Regions from separate parts of the Homo sapiens genome. Here region 1 is linked to region 2. A link is a loop called in an ENCODE intact Hi-C map of the cell type or tissue named here. Cell type or tissue: endothelial cell of umbilical vein. All regions are shown on one strand. Each heading gives the region's core, and the rest is flanking DNA. Links, peaks and the distances in the headings are about the cores only.

The links. A loop is a pair of places that touch in the nucleus more often than their neighbours do. Peaks named below come from ENCODE experiments on the same cell type or tissue, not always from the same donor. Only the 100,000 strongest peaks of a DNase experiment are listed, where the experiment ranks them.
Region 1: it touches region 2 in a loop (6-fold over the local background); 3 of 110 quality-filtered maps call a loop at or near these places.

What each region holds. Positions count from the first base shown.
Region 1 is chr4:138,234,071-138,236,889 of GRCh38, reverse strand. It overlaps SLC7A11 (solute carrier family 7 member 11), which reads left to right. Exons shown (of 12, transcript NM_014331.4): 2 at 439-565. Among named protein-coding and RNA genes, the nearest start is that of SLC7A11, 6.9 kb to the left of the region's middle. In endothelial cell of umbilical vein, for the core only: no CTCF peak of the experiment used is centred there; a DNase peak (open chromatin) is centred at 1,209; H3K27ac peaks cover 2,500 bases.
Region 2 is chr4:138,109,562-138,112,380 of GRCh38, reverse strand. All of the region lies in intron 3 of LINC00616 (long intergenic non-protein coding RNA 616), which reads left to right. All of the region lies in intron 3 of SLC7A11-AS1 (SLC7A11 antisense RNA 1), which reads right to left. Among named protein-coding and RNA genes, the nearest start is that of LINC00616, 20 kb to the left of the region's middle. In endothelial cell of umbilical vein, for the core only: no CTCF peak of the experiment used is centred there; DNase peaks (open chromatin) are centred at 700 and 1,450; H3K27ac peaks cover 2,500 bases.

The sequences.
Region 1 (2,819 bases), core at 37-2,536, 120 kb before region 2:
TTCTCAAAAAATAACTCAAAAAACTTAAAAGCTAACTCAAACATTTGGACTAATGCCTTGTCTTGGTGTGAGGTTGTGTTCTTCTAAAAATAGGTCAATATTATTGACATCTCTCTCCTCTTTTTCCCCTATTTCCAGGTTTTCAGCTCAAAATTCTGGAACACATGATATTGTTGCAGACATGTATCTTTGTCATTTCAAGTAAAATTATAGTGTTCAAATAGAATACACTAAATCTCAACTGTGAGGATGTTAGAAAAGGAACTTGGCGGGTCTTAGCAATTAGATGATGGTTATTTGTCTTGAGTAAGGATGCCATTCAGACCAAAGGAGGCAGTTACATCTCAGGCAACATATAAACATTATTGTATCTATTCTAATGCTGGGTGTCTTGAAAATGTATTAAATTGGTACCATTTTGTGACAAATATTTCACAGGAGCTTTGTCTTATGCTGAATTGGGAACAACTATAAAGAAATCTGGAGGTCATTACACATATATTTTGGAAGTCTTTGGTCCATTACCAGCTTTTGTACGAGTCTGGGTGGAACTCCTCATAATACGGTAAGAGCATAGTAGAAAGAATTAAGAAAAAATAAACCAATTCATTCTTATGAATCACCTTGATTATTTTTAACTGGTTAGACACATGCATGTCATGTGACTACATGATAAACATGTCTACCTCAGGATATAAAGCCTGTGATAAAGTACCTTTCTGAATTAAGATATTTTTAATGCAATTTTATCACTGACAAGCAGTTCACCAGCAATGCCAAACTTTTAGAAATATCTACCTTTCTTTGACCCTCAGCTATTCTCTTTGACACTTCCAGGAGAAAGATGCTTACTTGAAAGAATATGAACATGAAAATTCACCTGGATACCTTTTGACCAACTAGACCAAATTAAATATTGAAGTTTTCTCTTATTGTAGATTATATCATTAAGGCATTTAACTTTACTTAGTCATTGTGACCAAGACACTTCTGTGCCTCACAACTTAGTTGGTCACCAAGTCTTATACTTCATAAAAAACAGAGTTTGCATGACAGAGTCAAATGACTCATTTCCTTATATTAAACAGATTAGGAACTACAGTTCCAAAAGTCTTTTTTGATTTTATTGTTGTAACAATGTGTTTACATTCCTGCTTGTCTTGGTTTAAAATCACACTGAATAGTGCTAAGTCACTCTGAATAGCAAATTTCCTTCGACTTTGTGGGAAGCTTATGATGTCATATGAGCATTTCAGAGTATCACAGTTCCTTAAGGCTAACTACTTTGATAAAATGTGATGTGCACAGTCTGATTACAGAATTTAATGGATATTACTAGGGAAACTTGCTCTTATCAAACTTATCAAACATATGTGATTGAGAGTTCATGTGAGCTTTTATGGCTAAGTGCCAAATACAGTGCTAGTAAGTATTGACAACACTAATCATGAGTTTTACAGTGTTAGAAGTCTTTTTTTTTTTAACCAAAAAAAGATCTTCAAAGTAGTATATGCTTCATGAAGGCTTTTTCATTTTAAACACTCTGCATTATTTAAAATTGTTATAATGAAATAATAATAAGTATTTTTTTCCTTTCCTGAAATTCCTCTATCAGGAATGCACTTCTATTCCTTTTGGTTATCTCAATCTTATCTGCTCTTCAAAGGTCATCTTAAATCCTTTCTTTCCCACAATTAATTTCCTGTTTATTCTAATTTATGTTATTTCTTTCATCTCTAAATTCTTCTGAAAATTCTATCTCTGCTTCACATTTGGCATTGAGCATGATACCTTCTATTCTTCCTTAATATTTTAGGTGTCTATATTTTGTTTCCCTTTTAAAACTGCCAACATTTCAAGCATACAAAGATAAGATCTTTTTGTAACCCATATACTACTTAGGTCAGTGCCCTTTTTTTGGCATATATTAAATTATTTTTGAATAAGTAATTGAAAGTTTAAAGTTACAATATATTGTGTACAACATACTCAGCATTCAAATGCATGTACTACTTATTGACTGCTGGCCTGTCAGGCTGGCGGGCTTTGGAGCTTAATACAGTTGGACTTGACTCCGTCTTCAGCCATGTATTAGTTGTGTAACTTTGGCTCATTGCTTAGCATTATGATGAACATGATCATTCCATATAAATATAGCTTATATCTTACAGTAGCACAGATAAAATATTCATATATTAATTTATTTATTCCACAAACTGCTACTGAATGGTAAATGGCAATAAAAAGAGATCTAAAATGAAATCAGCCACAATTTCTGCTCCCAGGTAGCGGATAATCAAATGTTACTTTAATTTAAAAAAAAAAACTACTTTTCTCTGTGTGTGTGTGTCTGTTGACAGAGGAAAGTACCTTTGTATTCTAGAAGCTTTTAAAATATGTTCATATATCTCTTTGTCATAACATACTCATATTGCTGAGTTGGCCTTTTAAATAGGCAGAATAACAAATGACATGAGGAGGGACAAAATATCTAAGTATGTAAATATTTCTCTTCTTTTACTAATACCCATAGTTCCTAAGTACTTCCCATTAAAATTATACCTTTAGATTAAGTTAGTATTGCCAGAAATAATCTGTAAAACACAGATTTCAAGGACAGAAATATTATCTATCTGTACACAGCAGGGGTCATTAAACCGAATTTGCGTGTGCACTATATATTCAATATATATTGGGTTTCCACTATATGATAGACACTGTTCTAAACACTGGAGGTAAAACTGTGATTAAGATAGATATGATTTTGTACCCTTAGAGCTCAGAGTCAAGTGGGAGGAAATCATTATCAATCGAGAAAT
Region 2 (2,819 bases), core at 53-2,552:
TTTCAGGGTGGCATATTCTGGTCTCCTACATAATTGATTGAACTAAATATCAGTAGAATAGGAAAAAGAAGAAGTAGGGCCACAACAAAACAAAGCTGTAAATGCTGTTAAATGTAGCTAATACCAATGTAATCATTAAAAATTTAACATGAATTTAAGCCCAAAAGAAAAAATAAGCACACAATAATTCATTAAAAAAATTTGTGGTTCATGTTCAGTACCTGGTAAGCTAATGTACAAGAGGCATGAAAAGTTGAATAAGATACCTGCTCTTGAGATCCTCAAAGTCTGATAGCAAATGTAGAAAGAATTATGACGTAGTATGGTGAGTTCTATAATAAATTACACCTGCCTTTGCAAAAATTATAACAGTGAGAAAATTATGACAGTGAAAGAGATCTGACCTAACCAACTTCATCTTGCTTTTAGCCTCTAAGCTGCCCTTGTTCATTCCTGGGAGAAGGCCAAGCTAACTTTTGGAGGAATTTCATTTATACTTTAACTTTGAAACAAAGATGACAACAGTTTCTCCTGACACAAAATCCCTCCTGGCCTGGGAACCAGACTGCCTTTGAAAAACTAACAAATTAGCCACAAGATTAGAAATTACAGCTCAGGAGTCATGCAGCCAGAGGCCACAAGATCACCAACCCCCTCAGTTGCTCCTATAGACAACATTACTATTGTAAAACCTAAGCTTGGTGTTTGTGGTATTTCTTAGGAAGTACATTCCGATGGATCAGCTGGCGCCACCTAGACTGGTGAACTGGCTCATCTGGTCTTGTTGTCCCCACCCAAGAACCTACTCAGTGCAAGAGAACAGCTTCAACCCTCGCAAATTAGCTTTAAAAAACCCTAGCCTCCAAATTTTTGGGAGGCTGCTTTGAGTAATAATAAAACTCTTGTCTCTTGTTTAGCTGGCTCTATGTGTATTAAACTCTGTCTTGTATTTCCCTTGTCTTGATAAATCAGCTTTATCTGGGCAGCAGGCAAGAAGAACCAGTTGGGTGGTTACAAAATGAATAGTTCACAGGCAGTGATGGGGCTCACATCATCCCAAAATATGATTGTAGGAGACCAGTATATACAACCCTAAAATATGCCTCTGTGGCATATTATTTTGAGAAACTGCAGACATAAAAGCAGCTCTGAAAAGTTGATCCTTTGTAAGAGAAATTGACATCTATAATGAAAATCTCTATTTGTAAGGGTGTCTCCCTCTCTGCACCCTGAAGAGAGAGATGAGTAATTGGAGAAGATATTGACTTAAATCTGCATAACAAACCTTATCTTTGTTTAAGGTGCTTTTCCTGGTCATATCATAACCAGGCCTTTCCCCACATCCTTCTTTCTTTGTTTCAGAGAACAATGGTATGTAAGCCTGAAGTTTAAATGCTTTTCTTTGAGATCTACTCTAGAGAATTACTCATTTCCTAGCTGTCTCATATAAAAATATACATGTTAATAAACGTGTTTATTTTCCTGCTATTAATGTATCTTTTGTTAGAGAGAGTCCCACATGAGAAATATGAATTGTAGGGAAAATTATTTTTTCTCCCCTACAACAACTAGAAAGTAAGGAGGGTTATTAGTAGCAGAGTCAAAAAGAAGAAAGCATACACTGGAAAAAATTGTAACTCATATAAAAACAAAACAGATCTAATTTTCTTAATATGTAAAAGGTTTCCATAAATGAGTAAGACTAATTACCTACTAGAAAAATGTGAAAATTATATAAGCAGATAATTCATTAAAAAGAGATACACATAACCCTTAAAATATGAAAAGGTGCTGAACTTGAATCATAATGAAAGAAATAAAACATAAAATTACACTGCAATAACATCTCTCACCTATAAAGATTGATAAAGATATGTAAGTTTGATACACAGTCTTATCAAGAATGTGGGAGAAATGTGAACTTCACATATTGCTTGAGAAAGTATAAATTGGTACAACACATATGGAGAATAAATGAAAATATTTACCATAATTTTATACTCTCTGATGGAACAATTCCAATTTATTCTGTGAGTATACTAGTATGTTTTTGCAAAATGATATATGTGTTACAGAAAGGGGTCCCAATCCAGACCCCAAGAGCAGGTTCTTGGATCTCATGCAAGAAAGAATTCAGGGCAAGTCTACAGTGCAAAGCAAAAGCAAGTTTATTAAGAAAGTAAAGTGGGCCAGACATGGTGGCTCATGCCTGTAATCCTAGCACTTTGGGAGGCCAAGGTGACAGATCACTTGAAGTCAGGAGTTCGAAACTAGCCTGGCATGGAAAACCCCAAGTCTACTAAAAAAACAAAAATTAGCCAGGCATGGTGGTGTGCACCTGTAATCCCAGCTACTCGGGAGGCTGAGGCAGGAGAATTGCTTGAACAAGGAGGCGAAGGTTACAGTGAGCCGAGATCATGCCACTGCACTCCAGCCTGGGCAACAGAGCTAGACTCTGTCTCAAAAAAACAAACAAACAAACAAAACAAAACAAAATTAATTAAATAAATGAAAGTAAAGTGGTGAAAGGACAGCTACTCCATAGACAGAATAGGACGTTCCTGAAAGTAAGAGGAGGAACGTGTCCACCCTAGTTACAATGCTTGTATATATATGTATATATATACATAGGATAAAAATAGATCTTGGGGAGATGTGCTCTGCTACAAGAGTTTGTGATAAAGGATTAATTTTATTAATTACTATATTTTGCAATAATTGATACTATTATCTTTAAAGCAAAACTATGAATGCCTTTGTTCTCCAGATAGCAGGATATCTGGACACTCCCAAGTCTGGGTCTGTTTCGTAAGCATTAT